Linked DNA regions of Homo sapiens: regions 1 and 2 are each linked to region 3. Evidence: chromatin loops called from intact Hi-C (ENCODE). Cell type or tissue: IMR-90. All regions are shown on one strand. Region 1 overlaps RAD51B (RAD51 paralog B). Region 2 overlaps RAD51B (RAD51 paralog B). Region 3 has its middle 23 kb from the start of ZFP36L1.

Region 1 (8,000 bases), 520 kb after region 3:
CCGTGTCCATGTGTTCTCATTGTTCAGCTCCCACTTATGAGTGAGAACATGCGGTGTTTGGTTTTCTGTTCTTGGATTAGTTTGCTGAGAATGATGGTTTCCAGCTTCATCCATGTCCCTGCAAAGGACATGAGCTCATCCTTTTTTATGGCTGCATGGTATTCCACAGTGTGTATGTGCCACATTTTCTTTATACTTCCCTATTTCAATGGCTCCCTATTACCCTCAGGAAAAAATTCAAACTGATCAGCATGAGGAATAAGACCTTTCTGTTGGGAGCAAGCCCCCCAAAATCTTGCCATAAACTGGCCCCAAAACTGGCCATAAATAAAATCTCTGCAGCACTGTGACATGTTCATGATGGCCATAATGCCCACGCTGGAAGGTTGTGGGTTTATGGGAATGAGGGCAAGAACACCTGGCCTGCCCAGGGTGGAAAACTGCTTAAAGGCATTCTTAAGCCACAAACAATAGCATGAGTGATCTGTGCCTTAAGGATATGCTCCTGCTGCAGTTAACTAGCCCAACCTATTCCTTTAATTTGGCCCATCCCTTCGTTTCCCATAAGGGATACTTTTAGTTAATTTAATATCTATAGAAACAATGCTAATGACTGGCTTGCTGTTAATAAATATGTGGATAAATCTCTGTTTGGGGCTCTCATCTCTGCAGGCTGTGAGACCCCTGATTTCCTACTTCACACCTCTATATTTCTGTGTGAGTCTTTAATTCCTCTAGCGCCACTGGGTTAGGGTCTCCCCAACCGAGCTGGTCTCGGCAATCCGGCCCCTGCCTGGATTCCATGACGGGGGCTTTTCCCTCTGTCAGGTGCACTTTCCCCTTCTCTCTCTCCTATTAAGAACTGCTGTTAATTCTTCACATGCCTCCTTGTTGTAAAGTTCCTAGAGAGCCTCCATCCCCAAGCCAGGACTCCTATCTGTTCCCCAAAAACATCCCAAACCTAATGCCATCATGACACCAAATGTAACCTGCTTACTTGTCCGTCATAGCCACAGCCCTTCCCCTCCCCTGATTGTGAGCTTCCCATAGAGCAGGGACTGTAGCATTTGTCTATGTGTCCCAAGCACCTGTCTAACACATGACCTAGCAGATGGTAGGTGGCTAATAAATATCATTATAGTGTATCACACTAAGCTACTCAGTCACCACCCTTGTGTGAAGGTGGGAGATTTCTCCTTCAAAAGCTGAGCTGTTCCACTTCTGTTCTTTCCTTTCTCACATGGTTCCCTGAATTGCCTATTGCCATTCATCATACAGTATTTATTAACATCAATTATTTATTAACTATTATTGTCAAGCACTTTTCTAAGATGTGGAGATCCAGCACTGAACAAAAGTGACAAAAATTCCTGCCCACAAGAACTTACATTCTGGCCAAGCGCAGTGGTTCACTCCTGTAATCCCACCAATTTGGGAGGCCAAGGCAGGTGGATCACTTGAGGTCAGGAGTTTGACTAGCCTGGCTAACATGGCAAAACCCCATCTCCACTAAAAATACAAAAAAATTAGCCAGGCGTGGTGGTGCATGCCTGTAATCCCAGCTACTCAGGAGGCTGAGGCATGGGAATTGCTTGAGTGTGGGAGGTGGAGGTTGCAGTGAGTGGAGATCATGCCACTGCACTCCAGCCTGGGCGATGGAGTAAAAGTATGTCTCAAAAAAAAAAAAAAAAAAAAAACACACAAACAAAAAAAAAACCTCACATTCTAATGACCCTAAGACAGGACTTTCTGCTGGTTTACCTTAGTTTTGTAGTATCCAGTCAAAGGGCAAGAGCTGTTTCCCTCAGTTCTAGTTTTGTCCCTGAAGGAGGAAGAAACTTCTTCCTGGCTGGCCTTGGATCCACCCCTTGGTCTCTGGCAGCCACTTATCGACTGTTGTTTGTTTTCTGGGGTCTACATTGAAAGATTTCAATTGCTTATTCTATCTCTGGCCTAGAGTCCTACTCAGAAGGAATTTATTTTGAGGCTTTTCTAGCTTCATTTACCTAAACATCATATTTTAAAACAAAAAAACATTTGTCTCCTTAAACCTGTCCACTGGATTTCTTTCATCCTCTATAGCTGGAGATGACAGTGCCAGGAAATGTGATTACCTTAGCTGCTTTGATGAGCCTATTAGATGGAAGTATGGTTAAAAAAAATCAACATCATAACCTAAAAAGGCCTTCTATTAAAGACGGGAACCTCCACCTTCAACACACACACATACACTGCACATATACACATATACATTTGCTTTTAACCCACAAAACTCAGACACTCCCCTGAGGGTAGAGAGTAATTTTGCTCTTGTATACCGTAAATCATGAAAAGGATGTAACTAACAGACACAGAGTTCTCCACTGCACATATTTTAGTTATCCAGCTGCCCTCTTGTCTTCTCTGGCTTCCCTTGCTCAAGCAGTGGATAGATCATGGCTGACCATGGGGACAGCCTGCGCTAGCTAATGTGCCTCTGTTATATGTCCCTGAATATGAGGTAACTTATACATGGTTAAATTTAGGCCTCATATCTCACCAGATAATAATAGTTTAGAGTAGCGAGTGGATTCTGGATAAACAGAAGAGACGTCTCTCCCCTCCTGAAGACAAATTCAAAGGCTGATTATTGGTATAAAGAAAATTAGATCAAGGAGGAGCCAGGTTACCTGGGGCTAAAAGAAAATATTTTTACATTTCATTTTTAAAACAGTATATTGGCTTGATGGCATGGACTAGTGATAGGTAACTTCTATCAAAATTTTTATTTGAAAGGAGAGCGCTGGGCGTGGTGGCTTACACCTGTAATCCCAGCATGTTGGGAGGTAGAGGCAGGAGGATTGCTTGAAGCCAGGAGTTTGAGACCAGCCTGGGCAGGATAGCAAGACCCTGTCTCTACAAAACAAAACTGAAAAAATTAGCCAGGCATGGTGGTGCATGCCTGTAGTACCAGCTACTTGGGAGGCTGAGGTGGGAGGATCACTGGAGCCTGGGAGGCCAAGGCTACAGTGAGGGCAATGGAGTGAGACCCTGTCTCTAAATAAATAAATAAATAATAAATGGAAGAAGGAGAAGATGCTGAGAATGAAAATGACTAAAGGGGTCAACAGAGCTACACAGTCCTACTTAACAAACTTATAATATCTGCTCAGCTGGACAAAGTCCTTCTATTAGATGTTATGTTTGGGTATTTACCTCCCTTCAAAAGGAATCTGTCCTTCATATATAGCCCCTTATAAGAAAATGCCCCCCATCAATGGACCCTGCTGAAAGGATAGGTGTACTGGCCATCTTCTTTACTGTTATGGCTGAATGGATGAAAAGGCAACCCATGAACACAATTACTAGGTGTGAAAGATAAAATGGGTCAATTAGATCATAAAGTCAAGTGTCAGTGTCATGGAAAGGCAAGACAGAGATGAGATAAATGAAGAGAATAACCTAAGTTTCAACCTTCCCAATACCCATGTGATCTGGCTGTCTTTTAGTTCCTATTTATACATAGTCATGATAATCTCAATTGTATCCTTACAAAAGAGCTTAGTGGATAAAAATGTACCTCTGGAGCCAGTCTCCCTAGGTGGAAATCCTGACTCTGCCACTAATTGTGTAGCCTTCTAAGCCCCAGTTCCTTCATCTACAAAATGGGATAATTAATACAGTTGTCCCTCAGTATCTGCAGGGGAATAATTCCAGGGCCCGCTGCAGACACCAAAATCCATGGATGCTCAAGTCCTTTATATAAAATGGCACTGTATTTGCATGTAACCTACACACATCCTCCTGGATACTTTAAATAATCTCTAGATTATTTATAATACCTAATACAGTGTAAATGCTATGTAGATAGTTGTTATACTGTACTGTTTAGGGAATAATGACAAGGAAAAAGGTCTGTGTTCAGTACAGATGCAATCATCCATTTTTCCCCTACTATTTTTTGATTCATGGTTGGTTGAATCTATGGATGCAGAACTCATGGATAAGGAGGGCCAACTGCACTATCCTCAGAGGGTGGTTGTGAGGACTAAATGAGATAATAAACATACGATGCCAGGCATACAGTATATGGTCCATAATGTGTGTATTAATGTGCCCCCCAGGTGATTCTGATGTATGCTAAAATTTGAGAAAATGGAATAAAGGTTTTGGTAGAGAAACACAACCACTCCATATCTTCGACTGAAGAACAGCCCTCCTCTATCTGGGGAAGATAGAGGAGGGCTGTTCTTTAATTAAACATGCAGTTTTGGAAGGGATAGATATCAGAAACTAGTTCGGAACTCAACTGGACCCTCCTTGGGCTAGACTGCCTTGCTAGACCTTGTTACGATCCTTTTCCAAATCCCAGTAAACATCGCAAATGCATTCTGAAGACGCTTCATGCCACATTACAACACAAACTAATCGTTGGGCACCACCCCTAAAATCCAGCCATTCTTTTCTTCTTTATGATCTCTGACCTAGAGGCCTCTCGCCCTTGGTATAGCATTCTCTGCAGTGATGGAAAACAAGGATCTCTTCTCAGAGAGTCCTTCTAACTTGAAGGCCTCTGGGATCACACCACCTCTTGGCATCCCATTCTCTCGGCTTTTGGCCCTGTCGTCACCTCTCTAGCTGAGGCAACTGACAAAGATGCCTTGGTGTTTTTGTCCCTCCAGCTTTCTTGACATTGAGACCTTAACAGAAACAGTGCAGATTTGAGAAATTAGACAGTAAATTCTAGACGGTAAAAAGATTTGAGGGTGAGGGGAAACTACTTTTAAAGCTAGCCCAACTCCCACACAAACTACCTCAAGGACTGCTCCCCAAAGAAACCTCTCTGGCTCTCATCTAACTTGATTGTAATGCATCTTGTGCTTCAAATGTGCCTCCTTTTGACAAACTAGCACCAGCAAAACAGAGCTCCTGACCAAGAAGCACTTCCTGGTGGTTGACTTTAATGTTCCCTTTCTCCTTTTGTTCTCCCAGCTGAGGTTACATTGCCCCCTGGCCTCCAGGCTGAAAATCCTCAACACATTCCTCTCCCTTTTGGGATTTACAGCTTTTCTGACATTTGCAGGCTGTGCCCATCTCCTCTCAACTCTAGCCTCCCCTACTCACATAATATTTAAGCTTTCTTTAGCCGAATACCACACATTTTTTGGTGCTTTTAATCTTTTTCTATAAATCAGGCCTTTCATGGCATCTGAACAGCTGCTGGAAGACATATGCCCAGTCAAGTGCTATGGACTCCTGAATACCAGGGAAGTAGAGCACTGGCCGGCGTGTGCCCTTGTGAATAGAACCATGTAAAATCGTGTGTGTTGATATAGTCTATGGCTTTGGAAACAAAAACTGAAAGGTCACCAGGACACTTAAACATTTTTATCCAAAACTCACTCCTAAGAGGCAGCAGTAACCAAATTTAAAACTTCACGGGAGGGGCTCTGACTTCTGTTCCCAGCACACCAGCTCTCACTGTGTGGCCTTTCAGCAATTCTCTTCTCTCCTTCATGCTTCAGTTGCTTGAGGTAGATTAAGAAATTCATCATTTTAAGACAATTAAAAATACTATGGAAAAGCTAATGTTAATAATGTTGATCATAGTTGTTAATATTAACTTTGTAGTCACATGGTGACACCTTAGGCTTTCAAAGTACTAATTACAGCCAACTTGCACCATACCCCCAAGGAGTGGATTTTTAAAACTACTCCACTCATACCCGTTGGTACATGGCCCTACACAAACCAATGAACATTTAGTCTGAGATTGGGCTGTGAAGGGCCTTGGAGCTAAAGCATGTAGAGATTTCTGCTAACTTGACCAACCCACCCCAAAGTCTGTGGTTAATGGATTACAAATTTGGGTAATGCAGGACAATAAATCATAACTATAATAATAAAGCTGAAAATACACACAATTTAAGTAGAAACACCAGTGTTTTTTATCGGAAATGAAAGAAACCATTGATCATAGCAACTGTCTGAGATTAGCAGGGAGCCACATTTTCAAACATCCTGCAGTAAATCCAGAGCAGATCCAGCTGGAAAGCAAGAGTGGAAATAAGACTTGAAAATTCATACCGCGCTTTGAAGTTTGCTTCTTTCACAACCATGAGTCTCTGATTTGTCCCAACCATTCTGAGCTGTCTTGCTTGTTGAACTTATTTTAAAAGAGAACACAAGCCACAAACTTGCATATAATCTTTCAAATGGACTCCAGCTTTTCGCAGGGATGGTTTGGTAGGGAATATGAATCCCCAAATACTTTCTCTTGCACATGAAATCAGCCATCAATTCCCCTGACTCCAACCAGAATAGAAAGCCTTCCAACAATAAAACTAGAAACCACTCTTGGTTCTAGGAAGTGCTGCTATTTCTCTTGTGTTCTTTCCTTGACCTATCCACACATTTTACATTTTTAGTTTTCATGTGCTATGGTCTATCGGAAAACAAGTAATGCAGAAAACAGGATACAACATGCCAGATGCTGGGAATACCAAGATGGCAGCCTAATAATGTCTTCTTTTCCATAAAGCCATGTGGAACTCCTGAAGTGGGCCATGTCACCATAATGAAGTAACTGCTACTCTGTTAAATCGTCAGAAGAAAGCAAGCCAATGGTCTATAGCTTCAATCTTGCACAGGGCTCACTGTTACCATTTGTCAAATCTCACCTACCAACTGTAGGTGGGCACTCATCTGGTTCTGCTCAAATCCCAGGTGACTTTGGAATAGGATATGGCATCTTAGGCCATTTGGACTGTTAGATCCCTTCTCTATTAATCACTCTGGGGGAAAGAGATGTTACCTATGACTGAGGTCCAACAGTTCTTAGTATCTCCAATGACCATAAGGAAGAATTGGCAAGGGCTAAGAAATGTGTCCTTGGCCACACAACAGTCACAATAACTGAGCAGGGAACTCTATAATAACCTATATGTCTGAACTTCTGTCAATGAAATGAAATCTGAAGAAGAAAATACTGTGACTCAAAGTACCTAGTCTAGAACAATGTAGAAAAAATCCTTATTTCTGTCCCTATCTCTTCTGTTGAATGACAGAGTGGATACTAGAAGATTGCTACAGTCTTTTCCAGCTCTAACAGTTAAGATCATAAGGAGGGCCTGAAGATCAGAAACATTCACCCAATGATAGGGTTTAATTCTGATTTACAGAGTGGGAAAAATGACTGTGTTGTTGATGTTGCCCTAAACACAACAAAAAGGACCTTCAGAAATCTTAGCATTGGTACTCTGGCATACCTGCAACAGTCTCCCCTTCCTGTATTGCTGTCTCTTTCTCACTCTGTGTACACTTCAGATCTTGTCTCTTGCTCTCTCTGCCTGTCTCCACACAAAGGTATACAAAATCAGAAGTGTGTGCAAACCAGTGAGTATGAGACACACACTGGGATTTGGGGGCGGGGGGCAAGGTCTACCCTGTCCTGTAATAGATTTCAGCTGCAGTGCACAGTACACTGCTTAAACAGTGCTCCCTTGAAAACAGTTGTGAGGTGAGAACAAGCAGCCAAGAGCAGCCAGCGATAAAATGATCTGAGTTGACCTAAGAGGAGTAGTACGCAGCAGGGGCTGACTCAGGGAAATGAAGTCCCTTCTGCTCTGATGCAGAGGAGGGAATACAAGTGACCTGGCCCAACCGAGAGATCTCTTCCACCCCAACAGATCCTGTACTATTAATATCTGCCAGCTGCAGGCCCAGAGCATCCCCCTGCTGAGATCAAAAGAGCTCCTATCTTAGCTGGAACAAGGTCATCTGCACAGGGCTGTAAAAAGCGAGCCCTGGCTGGCTGCAGGGACGTCTATGGGGGAGGAGAAGTCAGGAGATGGGAGGTGCTCTCTCACGCTCCTTTAATCTCGGCTGACCAGCTGTTGCCCTCCCAGTGTTTGTAAAGTTGAGAGTTCTTTGTTTTTGTGTTGCTGGGTCTCCCCGCCCCACCACCCTTATTAAATTTGTGGCTGAGTTGTTGGCTTGGATTAAGTAGACTCATGTTCACT
Region 2 (8,000 bases), 730 kb after region 3:
TGTTCAGTAGCTGGTTCAGTTTTCAGAGCATTTCCCAGCAAGGACCAAAAGCAACTTGAACAAAGGAAACAGCAGTTAGATACTTGAACTGTCTCCATTAATACTCCAGAGAATTGGGTGCTTCAAAGTTGGAGTGACTAATGAGAGTGGGGAGAGGATATAGGTAAGGGGGCCCAGGAAAAAAAAATAATGATGGCTTTATATTAAAAGTTCATGAAAAGCAGAAAATGATGAGAAATTTTTTTTAAACTTGTTTTTCAGAGTTGTTATTTTGAAAGTTCTGTCCTTTCTAAGGACATGAGCTCTGATCCCTCCACAGACTTTTAAACGGAGAACAGAAATGAAGCATAAGAAGGTATTTCATTTTCCATCCTCACCACTTAATTAGGAAGGGCATTTAAGGTGTTCAAAGTTTTAATTGCCTTCTCCTCTACCCCAACCTCCTTCTTCAGTTACGCCCATACAGCAACTGAGCCAAAGCCAGACAGACATCTGAAGCTTCTCTCATGCAGGAAAAAACACCAGCACAATTACCCCAGACACCATTTATTTCTCTCCCCCACTTCCTTCATCCCCCGCCACTCTTTCCATCTCAATCTCCCCCCCACCTCTCTCTCTCTGTCTCTCTCTCTCTCTCTGTCTCACACACACGCGCACACACACACACACACACGATCCCATAACACTGCTAGTACACAGAAAGCTTTTCTGGCATAATTGATAGCAGCAAATGCTGCAACATGAGAAAGTTTCCAATAATCTGAAAGAAAGGAAGAAGATGAAAAAAGAGGGAGAAAAAAATGAGGAGTTATTAGACGAAAGAAAGAGAGGTTGAAACAGCTAACTCTCTCTATTAAAAAAACAAAAACCTGAGACACATTCATGGAAAATGACAGCGATCCAAATTGGTCACGGTAAAAAAGTAAGTAAGTAAATTTGATTTATTTCCATATACCTTAAAAAGTCTAGAATTTTATCTCTTTTCTCTCTATTTACTATGATAGCATGCAGGTCAATAAAAGACGTTTTAGTAGGGCCAGGACTGTAACAAAACCTTTGTCCTTACAAAAACTTATACCAAAGACATCACCAATAATAGCTCTTAGATTCATGGAGAAATGAGATCCTTGATTTTGATCTGGAATTCTAACAATAAATTCTAACAATAAGTGCTCACTTAGGGCCCTAGAGTAGTAAATAATAGTTATTATTTTTATTTAAATAATTATATAATTATATATAATAATATATTATATAATTATATATAATAATATATTATATAATTATATATAATAATAAATTATATAATTATATATAATAATAAATTATATAATTATATATAATATATTATATAATTATATAAATAATATATTATATAATTATATAAATAATATATTATATAATTATATATATAATAATTATATAATTAAATATTTAAAAATATTATTTTTAAGTCAATAAAATAATTATTTTAAGTCAATAAAAATACTATCAGTTCTTATTTATTTAATATCAACAATGTAATGGTACATATACATGACCTTCAATTCTAACCATGATGCACATTAGGCATTACCAGGTAATGTTACAGAGAGTAAATGACTCTGTAACATCCTCACAGGATGTTCAAGGCCCCATAGCTCAATCACCGATGGAGCCAGATTTTTTTTCTGGTTCCACAGCGAACTTTCTTTCCGTTAAACCACAGAAGAAAGTGAGCTGTTGTCAACCCTTTAACATTTGAACAGAATGGTTTTCTAAGCATAATACTATAATAATCCAGAGTTTTCTACAATCAGTAATCCATCATATAGACCAGTCAATCATGATGAATCATAATGGGAATGATATCTTTGCTAATTAAGGTAGACTGGCTAGAGGTACTTTGACAATGGGAAAAGTCTCCAGAGGGTCTCAGAACACCCTGCTACTCTGATTATTAGACTAGAATTAGGCCCCAAACCCAAACTTAATCCATAGGTTCAGGGTCCAATTCTGGTATATGCCAGCTACCCAAAATAAAGAGCATTATCAAATTAATGGAATCTCTGGGGATCAGTGGACCCTAGGGAATCAGAAATAGTATGGGCTGTCACAGGCATCTCTCTCTCTCTTTTTTTTTTTTTTGAGATGGCGTTTCACTCTTGTTGCCCAGGTTGGAGTGCAATGGTGCAATCTTGGCTCACTGCAACCTCCACCACCTGGGTTCCAGTGGTTCTCCTGCCTCAGCCTCCCGAGTAGCTGAGATTACAGGCATGCACCACCACACCCAGCTAATTTTGTATTTTTAGTAGAGATGAGGTTTCATCATGTTGGTCAGGCTGGTCTCGAACTCCTGACCTCAGGTGATCCACCCACCTTGGCCTCCCAAAGTGCTGGGATGACAGTCATGAGCCACCGCGCCTGGCCCCAGGCATCTTTTAATGCCTGCCATTCTGAACTTTCAGGAAACCCCAGAAGTATTATTCCCTCAAGAAGCCCCCAATATTAGAAATTAATCCTAACAGAATATGCCTTTCTCATCACCAATAACATCCCTTGACTTTGGAGGGTATCCATCCTAAGATTAATTCTCCCTGTGCTTTGGATTCATCCCATCTCAAGTTGCCCCATTTTCTCCACTCTCGTATCAACCTCTATCCTTGACTCCTTATCAGCATTTAAATATACTCAAGCCCACATGCCCTCCCTGCATCCCATACAGAAAGGGGGCAGGGAAGTGATGGGAAGGGGAGCGCGTGGTCCCTGGCGAGGGCTCTACCCCCAGACCTGGGCCCACAGGCCTAGGTGAGTATAGGCACTTCTGCCTTGGTGCCCAAATGTTGTATTTCCCAATACAGCCCTGGCCCATCACGCCCCCCATCCTGTGCCTATAAAAACCCCGAGACCCTAGCAGGCGGACACATGGTGGCTGGACGTTGAGAGGAGCACACGAGCCGAGGAACACACGGGCAGCTGGACAGCGAGAGGAACGCACTAATAGGCACCAGCACACCGGCAAGCCAACAACGCGGAGTTTGGCTGGGGCAGTCGTTGGAGAGCCCCGGCCTCTGGGCGGCCCAACTCCAGGGGAAAAACTTCCCACTCCATTCCCCTTCTGGCTTCCCCCATCTGCTGAGAGCTACCTCCACTCAAAACCTTGCGCTCATTCTCCAAGCCCACGAGTGATTCAATTATTCCATTACACCAAGGCAAGAACTCCAGGATACAGAAAGCCCTCTGTCCTTGAGATAAGGAAGGGAGTCTAACTGAGCTAACAGAAGCCGCCTACAGACGGCAAAACTAAAAGAGCACTCTGTGACACACGCCCACTGGGGCTTCAGCTGTAAACATTCACCCCTAGACGCTGCCATGGGGTCAGAGCCCTACAGCCTGCCCATCTAGCCTCCCCTAGAGGTTTGAGCAGCAGGACACTGAAGAAGCGAGCCACTCCCCACTGTGGCACGCCCTGCAAGGGGGACAAGGGAACTTTTCCCATTTCAATACCACCTTCACATACCATCTTCAGTCTCTTCTTTGTAGCCAGAATGCATGAAAGTATGACCTCCCACCTCCCATGATCCTATCCAATCACCTCCCACTTAACTCTTTAACCAAATTTACTGAACTCCTGAAACTACCAGACTACCAAAAAGGCTTCTAAAAGGCCACTGATGCTTTTTAGTTACAAAATCCAATGGCTTTTTTAATTTAAACAATCTTTTTGTATTTTACTTGAACTCTTAGCTGAATTCAGAACCATAAAACACTCCCTTCTTTTTCAAACTCTCTCTTCCTTTGGCTTCCTTAACTATACACTCCTGATTTTCCTCATACTTCTCCAGTCCCTCCTCTCTTCAGTCCCTTGAAAAAGCTGCTCATAAGGTTGCTATACTAGGCCCTCTTCTCTATGCATTCTCCTTGGATAATGTTATCTACTTCCTTGATTTCAATTAAACTAGCTATATACCCTGAAGAACACCCAATCTATACATCCAGCCTAAATCTCTCTGTGTCTCTAGAAATGCAGACACTGTCTAAAGAACAGGAGGTACAATAAGGAACAAAACAGACACAATCCATTTATTTCCCAAGTTCACTGTCTAACTCTTCCTTGTGGATGTCTCAAAGGCAGCTCCAATTGGAAATGTCAAAAGCTGAAGTCAATTATCTGCTCCTATTCCAAAAGAAAGGACAGTTTTTCCTACTCTAGTCCTCATCTTAATGAAAGCCTGGAAATTATTCTTGACGCCTTCCTTTCTCCAGTTAATCACCAAATCCTAATGTTTTACCTTCTAAATATCTCTGTATAAAATTTCTTATAATTCCACTGTCACTACCAAAACCCAGGCAACCATCATTTCTCACCAATGTTATAGCTAGCAGCTTCTTAACTGGTCTACCATCAGACTTATTATCCACGGATTTTTTTTAACATACTGCCATAAGACACACACAGCAGCGTACAAGTCATCAGTATTGAGGCAGGCATATATATAGCAGGGGTTCAATATATTTTTGTTGAATGAATGAATCAATCAACCAACCAACCAATCCAGACTCCAAGGGTTACCTTTGCTGTTTCTTCAAAAATTTCCCCCAAATTGAGCAGTGGTCTTTGGAAAACAAAATATTACCCCAACATTTATGCCTTTGTTTTGCTCTGCTCCTCATGATTACAAATATTGGGGAAGTGCATCAGACTGATGAAAGCTGTTCAGGATCCATATTTAAACTCCAGTTGTGTAGGACCACCATGTATGTCCACAGCAGTTGTTCTGAACTGGGGACAATTTTGTCCCCCAAGGGAGTGCTGCTACTGGCATCTAGTGGGTAGAAGTCAGAGATGCTGCTAAATATCCTACAATGTACAGAACAGCCCCCAGTGACAAGGAATTATCTAGTACAAAATGTCCATAGTGCCCCAGAGGTCTATAGTTTCAAAAACAAGGCACTACCAAAAGCACTATTTCAAAATGTCACAGGATTAGGATGTTACAACAAGACAATAAACCTGTTAACTTCCTCTGTAAAATGAGATATGACACTTTCCATTTTCTAGGGTAAAAGTTAATGGGTTTCTCAGATTTTAAAAAACAGAGATAAAGTTTAAATAATGCCTTAGTGTTCCAACTTTAGGAATTTAAAAAATATTTACAACAAGTTCTAATAAGATTTATTAATTTCTTTACTGAAGGCTTCATTTTCTGCTCACTCCCAACAAAAATAAACACAATACTAAAATACCCCAACATGCACACACGTACACACTCAATGTCTTATCATTGCTTCTTACAGCTTTGGGAAACAAAAAGATTGTTTCTTTCTCACGTTCCCTCTCTGTCTTTTTCACTCTCTTTATTTAACCAACCATAATGTTGGTTATCGAGTTGTAGAGTAAGTTAATATAGTTCATAATGTAGTTATGGAGTAAGTTTTATTGTCGCTTGTACTTGTTAATGTGTTCCCATTCTCAAGATAAAAAATAAATAAGCAGAACTCTTCATGTTTCTCTCAGAAAACAAAAAAAATGCCAAAAACCTAAATTAATATGATTTACTTGCATGAATGGCAACTTACTTTTTTTCTATCAAGAAATATGAAATATTCTCCATTTTTATCTTTAATAAGTAACCACCAAACCAATGCTAATATATATCAGTTCTAATGGCTTTTTTCTACTAATTTTCTTTCCTAGATATCACGTTTTTAAGTATTGTACAATTTTCTGCACAACATCAGAGTAGGCTAAGAAACCAGCAGTTATGATACAACGAGCGCAAAATTTAGGGGAAAAGAATACTCCAGTGATCGAGTATCAAAACCTCCATTGCTTGCTGTGACAATATTCCTTTTTTGTGCTCCAGGCAATATCATCAAGATTTAGAGTAATCTGACATAAGTCAACAAACCTACTCAATGACTTTGTTGTGTGATTATTGCATCCAGTTACTACCTTCAGAGTTTGTGATCATTAAATGTACCAGCTGTGTCCTAAACGGAATTATCTGATACAGGCTGAAATTATATAGAAAGACCCTAAAATCAAAAAGTAAAACTGCTTTCATAATCTCTACTCCTCTCACTCTAAGATCTTAGGTGGTTCCCATTTTTTTAACCTCACTTTATTAAAAGATACCGTTTTCATGAACGCTATTTGAATCTCACCAAATAAAGTTTGTCTCTTCTAATTGAAACATAGGATATGTCACAATAACTGAAATCACAGGTTAAAAGTTGAAACTCTCTAGTCTGACAGTAAGAGTTGTGATCCAGCATATATGTACAGCATAAGAATTCCAATATATAGGTTTTACCTTAGGAGAGTGTCCTGGGGAAAGAGACTATTATTAGACAGTTCAGCAGTGTGCATATGTACCCAGATGTCTATATGCAAATACCTCAGATGTGTCAGAACACAATAAATACCTCAGTTCTTGGCACTAATATGTAGGCTCAGACTAAATTAGGAAATGAATTGAAAAGTGAAAACTAAGAAAACAACATTAGTCATTGTAATGAAAAGACTGGCAACAACATAAATGTCCATCAGTAAGGACCTAGTTAAAAAAAAATTATAATACAGCTATACAATAGATACCACAAAACCACAAGAAAGAAAAAAGCAGCATTTTATGTACTAACATGGAATGAATTCCAAGACATAGTGTTAAGTGAAATTAAGCAAGGTATAGAACAGCAGGTATGGTAAGCAAGTAACTGTATGAAAGAGGAATGCTTATTTATCCATTCATTCTCACATACATATACATACATACATACATACATAAATACATATATATATATATATCTTTCTCCTATGCATATCAAATATTTATGGAAGGAAATAAAAGAAACTAGTAACTTGAGCTACCTTCAAGGGGGCTAATCAGATGGCTTGCGGAATTGGGAGAAAACAAAACTTCTTCCTACGTACAGCTCTGTAACCTCTGAAATTCTGAACCAGGTGAATGTATTTCCTATTTAAAAATAAATGCAACTGAAATTAAGAAATATTATTTGCGGCCGGGCGCAGTGGCTCACATCTATAATCCCAGCACTTTGGGAGGCCGAGGCAGGCAGATCACGAGGTCAGGAGATCGAGACCATCCTGGCTAACATGGTGAAACCCCATCTCTAATAAAACCACAAAGAATTAGCCAGGTATGGTGGCATGCACTTGTAGTCCCAGCTACTCAGGAGGCTGAGGCAGGAGAATCACTTGAATCCAGAAGGTGGAGGTTGCAGTGAGCCGAGATCGCACCACTGCACTCCAGCCTGGGCAACAGAGCAAGACTCTGTCTCAAAAAAAAGAAAAAGAAAAAGAAAAAAGAAATATTATTTGCCAAAACATCACATAATTGTTAGGAAAAAAAAATAAGTATTTATCACTCTATAACTCAGTAAATTCTGTCAATATGTAGGTCAAAGCGTATTCTTCAACATTCACTGGGGCTTCAGCTGTAAACATTTACCCCTAGACACTGCCGTGGGGTCAGAGCCCCACAGCCTGCCCATCTGTGTTCTCCCCTAGAGGTTTGAGCAGTGGGGCACTGAAGAAGCAAGCCACTCCCCCTTGTCGCATGCCCTGCGACGGGGACAAGGGAACTTTTCCTGTTTCACTATGATTTCCTTCAGAGCTCTCATTCAGTGTCACCACAGCCTCTAAGTAGCCTCCAATAGAATTTTGAAATAACATTCTCCTTCATAATTCAACATGCTTATTATAAATAAATTAGGAAGTACATATAAACACAGAAATGAGTTTTGACATAAGTGGTTCCAAACTTAAATGCCATAAAATAGGACTCCGCCCTCACTCTTCTCCTTTTAAATAATACCTATGTTACTTAATAATGTGATCGAGTGAACCGAACACATGTCCTGTGCCACAGCTGGAGGAAAGCTGAAGAGGCTCCTGTGGGCCAGGACCACAGTCCTACTTGCACATGCGAGGAGGAGGCTCAAGAGGCATTTGAATCTCTGGCCACTTCAGACAGAAAAACAAAAAACAACTCAGT
Region 3 (8,000 bases):
GGCAGGAGCCAAGGGGGAGGTGAGGGCAGGTGGCTTCGCTGGGCACACCCCTTAGTCAGGGGCAGAGGGAGCTGCTGCGGCTGCTTCAGCAGCTGTGGGTGAACATTCCTATGCTGCAGGCCCAGGCTCCCGCCTCTGATTTGCTGCGCACTTTGGGTTGGCCCTTCAACCCTGGTTCGTTTCTTAATCTGCCCATATCTGCCTGGGTACCTGCTCTTCTGCCGCTGTATTGGACACCTGACCCCATCCTCATACCCGATTCCCACAGCGCAGGTCACTGCCAGGCAGTGTATTACCGATCTCTTGGTTCTGGGGTCTGTGGTCTATCTTCCCTACAGAATCAAGGGAAAATGGATCTGTTTTGTTCATGACTGTATTTCTAACACCCAGTGCCTGGCACATAGCAGGTACTCAATAAATATCTGTTAAATGAACAAATGTACAAATCCTCATTCTTTACGTAGTGGGTGCCAGGTCCTGTCTGTACTAAGTGCTGTCAGTAAATAGCTGTGAGGTCAATGTTATCATTATCTCCGTTTTACAGAGGAGGAAGCTGAGGCTCTGGGACATGGAATGGCCATAGCAGAGCTGGGATTCTGACCTGGCAGCCCAGCAGCAAAGCCCTCGCTCTGACCCACCCAGTTCTAAGCTGTCTTCTGACCTGGAGCTCCCACTCTGGGAGGCAGCTTGGGCCCTGAAGCATTCACTCTGCCTCCTCAGCCACCGGGCCCCGCCCACTCCCAGGGAGGGGCTCCCTCTGAAGCCGCACACCCACCACCCCGAGCCCTTTCTCAGGCTCACTGCCACCCCAGCCGGCTCCCTTCCCTGGGAACCTCCGTCATAAAGAAGGCGAGGCCCTGATCTGGCCTGTCTCTCCGCCCTGGGGCCTTCCTCACCTCAGGGAACCTTAGTTATACATATGGGAGTTACGCCTTGAGCTTGTATTAAGCACCTTTCATCTGGAGAGCTCCTGGCTGCTGGGAGGCTAATTAGCTGCTCTCTGGAAAGAGTGAGTAAGAGCTGACGTCCTAGCCAGGGAACTGCCTAGCTAGGCATGGGGCTGGCCCTCCTGGGAGAGGTGTGTGAGCCATCATCTTGGGTCACCCACTTCTCCATATTTCTCCTTCTGTAGGACCTCCTCACAGAGTCCCTTCTCTCTGGCTAATGATGAAGCCCACCGTTTATTGAGTGCTTATTATGTGCCAAGAGCTTGCTAAGCCCCTTCGCCTGTTAAATATGTGTGCAGAGCAGTAGGGCCGTAGGACTACATAAATATATGTGTGCAGAGCAGTAGGGCCGTAGGACTACATAAATATATGTGTGCAGAGCAGTAGGGCCGTAGGACTACATAAATATATGTGTGCAGAGCAGTAGGGCCGTAGGACTACATAAATATATGTGTGCAGAGCAGTAGGGCCGTAGGACTACATAAATATATGTGTGCAGAGCAGTAGGGGTGTCATGCGTTAACAACTGTGATGGAGCCCTACTCCTTGCTGGCATGGGACCAGTACTTCTGCACATGACCTCATGGAGTGGATGGGAAGCCTCTAGTGTGCTGCCTGGCACGGATCAAGCACTTGCTAAGTGGTAGCTATTATCAGTAATCTTCAGAACAGCCCAGTGAGGTAGGTACCATGCTATTCCCATTTCTCAGATGAGGAAACAGGCTCAGAGAAGTTAAACCACTTACTGGCTATCACAGAGTCAGGAATAGAGTTGGATTGATTTGATTGATTCTAAAGCTGCACATAGTTTTTCAGCTGCTCCCCGCTCCCTTCCCCTAACCTGGAGTCTGTTAACGACAAAGGCCTTGCTTTGCATAATGCTAGGGTCATGGGGTCATTGGGCAGGGCTGTTCTCGTCCATCTCTCCAACAGTGCACTGGTGGGCTAGGCATGGATCAGAAACCCTTGGAGATCATCTAACACAACTCATCCGCACCCCACATTTTTCAGATGTGAAAACGGGACAGAAGGGACTGAGCAAGGTAACAGGATTAATGGGATGATACCTCCTTGTCAGCACAAGGGATAAAGTGGCAGTGGTTGGTGGTCATCCTGGCCCCTGCCATCAAGCTGGCATTGATACAAAGTAAGAATCATTAGAACACTAGAATTCCTGGCTGCCATTTGTCAGCCTGGCCCACCTGCAATGAGTGACCCCAGGGATGTTTGGGTGGGGTGGGGGTGCACACAGCAGGCTGGAGCTGAGACTGGGGCGGGGAGGGTGTACTCCACCTACCTGCCCTCCAGGGTGCTTGGCGCCTCCTAGGGCAGGCTGGCCTCTTTGTGCCATGCCCCACAGAGCATTGCAGTGATCCTAGTGCAGAGCACATAGTAGGTGCTTAAAAATGCTCATTGGAGAAACAGCTGGATCCTGGACTGCAGGAGGGAGGAGATGGCACACTGAGGGCATTGATGGGTAGATGGTAACATCATGTCTGTTCATCATTACTCAGCAGACCTGGTTCCATCAGATGTGACTGCCCTTCAGGCCTTACAGAAGGTACCTACATAAATCTGCTCAGGCAAAGAGAAGTTTGTGGGCTGTGGGCACCTGGCTGGGGTTCCTCAAGGTGGAGCATTCTTCTTGGCACTGACGGGGGTAGCTAAGATCTGAGCATGCAGGCAGGCCCTCTTCTCCCCTGGATGCTGCCCTTCTGAGGAGGCAGCTCTGTGGGTACCAGAGGCATGGGCCTAGGAGGCTGTGACCCCCTGCCTGGCCCCCTACCAGTCTCTGCTTCTACAGACAGGGTCTGCATCTTACCTGCTCCTCCTGCCAGTTCCAGTCCCCTCCCCATTCCCCTCAGGACCTCATCCCTCCTCCTGGCCTCAGCTTAAGGGTTTCCTCAGAGAGGTCTTCCTCAAGAACCTTCCCATCCCAAATCTAAATGAGTGCCCCATTTATATATGTTCTCTGAGCACCTGATTCTTTTCCTTCATAGGAATTTGAAAGTCTTTTCAAATGGAATCTTATATTTCTTTCTAGGTGATTTGTTGAAACAAGTCTGTCTCCTCCGTTAGACTAAGCTCCGCGAGGGGTGAGAAAGTTGTTCCGTCCACTCGTCCTCCGGGGCTAGCAGGACATATTCTGTATTAAATGAGTAGATGACAGAAACCCCGTGAGAGAAAGAGTGAGCCGAGCCAGTGGTTCTCTAAGTGTGGCTCCAGGACCAGCGGACCAGCAGCTCAGCATCGCCTGAGGATTTGTTAGAAATGCAAATTCTCTGACTTGGTTGGGGGACCCAGCAATCCGGGTTTGAAAGAACTGTCCAAGGGGGGATTCCTGTGCACACTGAAGTTTGAGAACCACCGAAGGCGGCAAATCCCCTGCTGTTGGGTGAGTGTGCACTGTGGCAGCTTTGGTGACCTGTAAGAGGAACCATGGATGAGCAAACCCCACCTTCAAATGTAGCAAAGGGCAGAGAGAGGGTGGACACGTCACCCAGACCCCCAAAAGGGGCCCAGACGTGTTGTTCGGCGAGCTGGCCACTGGAGGGCAGTGTGGCCACGTCCATCGTGCTGCCTCCGAGGGCTTCCGGGGGAGAGCGGCCGCGGGAGGACGGGAACGAAGCCGTAGCGAGAACCTCGCCCCACGCCGCAGCCTCCTGCAGCAGCGTCGGCTCGCCGGCCCCTTGCGTTCCGAGCCGCCCAGGGAGCTCAGCCGCCGCAGCCCCGGCCCCTGTGTCTCCCCTCGCGGGCCGGGCCTGGTGTGCACGTCTGGATGGCCTCGGGCCTGGAAGGTTTGCGAGGCCCCGGGAGCCGCAGACCGCGCCGGGGAGGAGATCCCGGCAGGCCGGCCGGGGCAGAGCGCCAAGGAGGGCGGCGGAACCTTGGCTGTTTCCCGGGAGGCCAAGGGCAGCCTTCCCGCGTGATCCGCGCGCTGCCGAGCGCGTCGGCCATCTTGGCGGCCTCGCCCGGGCCCCGCGCCCGGCCCGGCTTGGTTCTCGCTCGCGGCTGAGCAGACGCCGGGGTGGCGACGGGAGAGCCCGACCGCGAAGCTCGGCCGCAGGAGTGCGTGGGCGTCGCAGAAGCCCAGGAGAGCCCTGGACCTTGGTAGCTTCCCGGGGGTGCTGGGAAACGCCACCCCAGTAGCCGCCAGGAAGGCAGGCCTGAGCCTCCGAGCCTCAAGTGAATTGGATGGTGCCAGTCGCCCTTCTTCTTTTTGCCCCATATTCAAAGAGCGGGAAGTCAGAGGGCGTTAAAGTAGGTCACAGCGGTCAGCAGGTTTTTGTGGGGCAGGCAAGTGGCAGGGTCCAAGGCCAGGCGTAGTATCTGGTTGCCTAAGATGCTTGGGCAACTCCTTCACCGGGCACACCAATCTCCGAGCCAGAGGTCAGGGACTGGCCCCGCGGAGCTGGCTGCAGGCGGCCGATGCATTCCAGTCCCTGACCACCATGGGGACTTGAGGTGCCATTCTGAGGAGCCCCAGGCCCCACCACGCCTGTTGCCTCTGTCTAGAGTAGTTCACACATGGATGCTGTCTCTCTGGTACTTGGGTGTTTCTCAGGTTCCAGAACATCCGTTCATCTTACCAGTCCTTCAAGGTTCAGCTTAAAGATCAGCTCCACCAGGAAGCCTTCCTGGATTTCCCCTCTTAGTTTCCAACAGAATCCGTCTCTTCCGTTCTCTGCCCACCTTGAGTAGCAGTAGCTTCAGCTGTAGACTCTCCTGTTTTTCCCTTACAGTCTTTGTTGCTGCATCCTCTTTCACTGAATTGTTGATGTGAGACCCTAGACTCTCTTGTTTTTTCGTTACAGTCTTTGTTGCTGCATCCTCTCTCACTGAATTGTTGAATTGTGAGACCCTGTGAGGGTCGGCACCCTGTGATACTGGCCAGGAAAGGGTTGTTGCAAGGGGATCATGGGATTGTTGAATGGGTTTTGATCTGGATTTTGATGTTGGAAATCAAGTTCCCAAATGTTTTCAACCTTGGGTAAAGGAACATGTAATGGTGTTTTTTAAGGCTGTCATGGAATCCTTTTGTGTGTTTAATTGCTTTGTTATTTTAGTAGAAATGTCAGGGTGTCAGAGGAACAAAAGCCATGGGTCTGAGCCCAAGCAAGAAGACAAACCACTGAGCCCGTGCTGGGTGCTTCCTCTGCGTGGCCTCAGGGTCAGGGCCTGTCAGATGGAATGGCAGGCTGCGGGTCCAGCCCCAAGGTCCAACCAAGGAAGCTCCTGGGGCCTTGGCCGAGCTTGAGGCTGTGATTTCAGACTCCTCGCTGGTCTAGGTCGGTATTTCAGAGGAGGCAAAAGAGAAAGTGCCTTCACAGCCTTGGAGAAGACTGGGAGCTAAAGGAGACATCCTTGCTTTTTCCTTTTAAAATAATAAGCCAAATGTTCTCCCATGAAGGACTCCAGAAAACCCCGTTCATGCCTCACCCACAGATGATTTGCTGAATGCTCATTAAGGGGAAAACAAAGAGGTGGTTTTGTTTATTTATTTAAAAGGAAAAATAAATGAGCTGTGACAAAACAATTTGAAACCAGGCCCCTCTGAGACCTGGGCTTTCACTTCCTTGATGGGAAGTAAAACAGAGAATCAAATCCCCCTCCAAATAAAAGTGAAGTTAATAATCAGACAGCTCGAGCCCTGGCCACATCCTGTCAGCCCCCTCCCTCCCTAGGCTCTCTGTTTATAGCTGCCGAGTGCTTTCCCTCCAGAGCCCAAGCCGGCTTAACCCTTTCCTCCCCATCCAGGGAAGCCCAACCCTGCTCTTGAGACTGGAGGTGGGTTCCTCACACCCACTGGTGCTGGCCTAACCTCAGCAAGCGGTGGCTCTCCCCAGGCCTGCCGGCATGGGCCTGTGTCCCCCACAGGGCAGCCAGCTTGGATTTGAGTGATATTCTCTGCTTGTCCTGCACAAAGCCTGAAAGTGTCACCTTTCCTCTCCATACCTCCAGGGGAAGACTAGGCCAACCCATTCCCATTCCAGACGCCATGCAGCTTCTATAGCCCGGTGGGCTCCAGAAAGCTGCATTCTGACAGAAAGAGGCACAAATCTTTGGGGTTTCTGGTCTGCACAGAGAGCAGCACTCTGTGCATGTCTCTGGGCTACTTTCTGTGAAAACTTTCCACTTCCTTCAAATGCCTTCCATTGTAGTAGCATGTTGATTTCTTCCAGAACCCCATGGGGTCAATAGTAGCACATCCCACTGGGCAGAGGAGGGCCCCTTGCTAAATTAATTTTGAGTTCTCTACTGTTCTAGGCAACGACTCTGCCCTATAGGGCCATAGTTATCCTCATTTTACAGAGGAGGAAACAGGGGTTAAGTACTTTGCCCAATGTTACAGAGCTAATACATAGCAGAGCTAGGATTTGAACCCAGGCATTCTGGCCCCGGCGTGCCCTTAGCCTTTGCACTCAAGGTTTAGCAGCCAGAGATTGCTCTCTTCTCTGGAGCCAGGGGGCTTTCAGAAGCTCAGGATAATCTTATGACTGCATTGTGAAGGTCTCAAAGCCCAAGGACCTTTCGAGAACATTCTTGAGTTTTGTCTTGGGCTCTCCAGCCTCCTTTCTTGTTTCCTCTTATGGGAGAAGAGGGAGCAGGTGGAGCCAGTGCAGGGCTCCATCCATTCTCCTCCAGAATCAGCAGGGTCAAGATGTGGCTGGATGTGAATCCTCCATCCCTTCATCTGGCTGGCAGACTTAGAGCAAGAACCCAAAGACTTGGTGTGGCCACTCTGACGGTGGTCTGGATGACCTTCTGCTTAGGTTCCCTTGTCTCCTCCAGTCTTGTCACCCAAAGTCCCAAATACCCGCTTCTGGCTGAAGCTTGTCAGCAGGAGGCCACCCACACAGTAGCCTGGAGCGTGAACTGGCTGTGCAGGCCACCTGCCTCTCCTGGGAGTCCTGCGTGCCATGGCTCCTTGATTTCTTCTTAGAACTGTATCTCTTGCCTGGCCACTTTTGCACAGCCATTTGGCAGGGCCTTTGCACCAGTGAAGGTACATTGTGGTGTATAGAGGCCTTCAGGGACCACTTGCCTGAGACTCAGCTCCTTTTTGGGAGATGTTGCCACGCCCAGGGTCTGCTGTTTGTCTAGAGGACCCTGAACCCCATCTTTGGGAAGGGTTGGTCTGCTGCAGGTCTGCTTTCTGGGGGTGCATTTTGACATTCAAAGCCATGGACCAGAGTGGGCAGTGCCTTACTCTTCATTTTCCAAGTAATTCTTCAACTAGAGAGAGCTGTGGTGGCTCTATCCCAACTGCCCTGTTCTTTCCAGAGCCTGGGCAGCTCCTCTGGCTGGGGGGCGCTGAGCACAGCCATGGCTTCTGTGACACTTGAAGGGGCTGACACCCAGCAAGGTACCTGGCCCAAAGGGGTTTCAGAGGATGTGTGCCTTGATTTTTATTTAATTTAAATGTTTAAGAAAAGCATTCAAATTCAGAGTGTTCACGATGGGGTGGCTCTACTGTGGTCCTCTCAGAGGCTTAACAGCCACAAAAAAGCCACATATTAGACCCACCCTGTTACAGTTCTTACTGTGCTAGGCACTCGACACACTGATCTCATTCACCCTCATGCCCTGGGAAATGGGGGATATGTAAGTATCCCCATTTTCCTGTTGTGAAAAGTAAGGTTAGAAAGGTTGAGTAGCTTGCCTACCCTGCTATGATGGCTTTCTGCTGAGGAAATAAAAAAAAAAGTTCATTGTGCTTTAAAAATATATTGAAACCAATTTTATAGTAATTTTTACTGAGCTTAAAAGCAGTGTCAAAATGGACATCAGTCCTTCTGCCTGTACTCTTCCAGCCCAAGAGGCCCAGAGGGGCAGGACCCCACTCTTGGTCCCCACATAAGTGTGGGGAGGGCTGTGTAGGTTGCTTTTCTGACCTCGGGTGGGGGTGTCCATCTGTTCTCCAGCCCTCCCTGACAGGTTTTTCCATAGCTTCATTTCTTGTCCAAGAACACGTCTGTAGGAAGTAAATACTGTATTGCAAGTGCTAGTAAGACAAGAATCATTGAGTTAAAACATTTTTAGTTTTTCTGA

What was found. A loop is a pair of places that touch in the nucleus more often than their neighbours do. Peaks named below come from ENCODE experiments on the same cell type or tissue, not always from the same donor. Only the 100,000 strongest peaks of a DNase experiment are listed, where the experiment ranks them.
Region 1: a loop joins it to region 3, with 7 times the contacts of the local background. A loop is called at or near these places in 8 of 110 quality-filtered maps.
Region 2: a loop joins it to region 3, with 3.0 times the contacts of the local background. A loop is called at or near these places in 9 of 110 quality-filtered maps.

Annotation. Positions count from the first base shown.
Region 1 is chr14:68,295,290-68,303,289 of GRCh38, reverse strand. All of the region lies in intron 8 of RAD51B (RAD51 paralog B), which reads right to left. Among named protein-coding and RNA genes, the nearest start is that of RAD51B-AS1, 390 kb to the left of the region's middle. RefSeq lists enhancers at 7,582-7,691, 7,644-7,938. In IMR-90, a CTCF peak has its summit at 4,990; no DNase peak of the experiment used is centred here.
Region 2 is chr14:68,081,263-68,089,262 of GRCh38, reverse strand. All of the region lies in intron 7 of RAD51B (RAD51 paralog B), which reads right to left. Among named protein-coding and RNA genes, the nearest start is that of RAD51B, 270 kb to the right of the region's middle. RefSeq lists an enhancer at 2,455-3,005. In IMR-90, a CTCF peak has its summit at 4,805 (motif pointing left); no DNase peak of the experiment used is centred here; H3K27ac peaks cover 295 bases.
Region 3 is chr14:68,812,360-68,820,359 of GRCh38, reverse strand. No RefSeq gene overlaps it. Among named protein-coding and RNA genes, the nearest start is that of ZFP36L1, 23 kb to the right of the region's middle. RefSeq lists enhancers at 3,253-3,302, 3,403-3,452, 3,327-4,066, 4,083-4,312, 4,393-4,612 and 1 more and a silencer at 3,553-3,942. In IMR-90, a CTCF peak has its summit at 3,496 (motif pointing right); DNase peaks (open chromatin) are centred at 999, 3,579, 3,869 and 5,629; H3K4me3 peaks cover 944 bases; H3K27ac peaks cover 3,203 bases.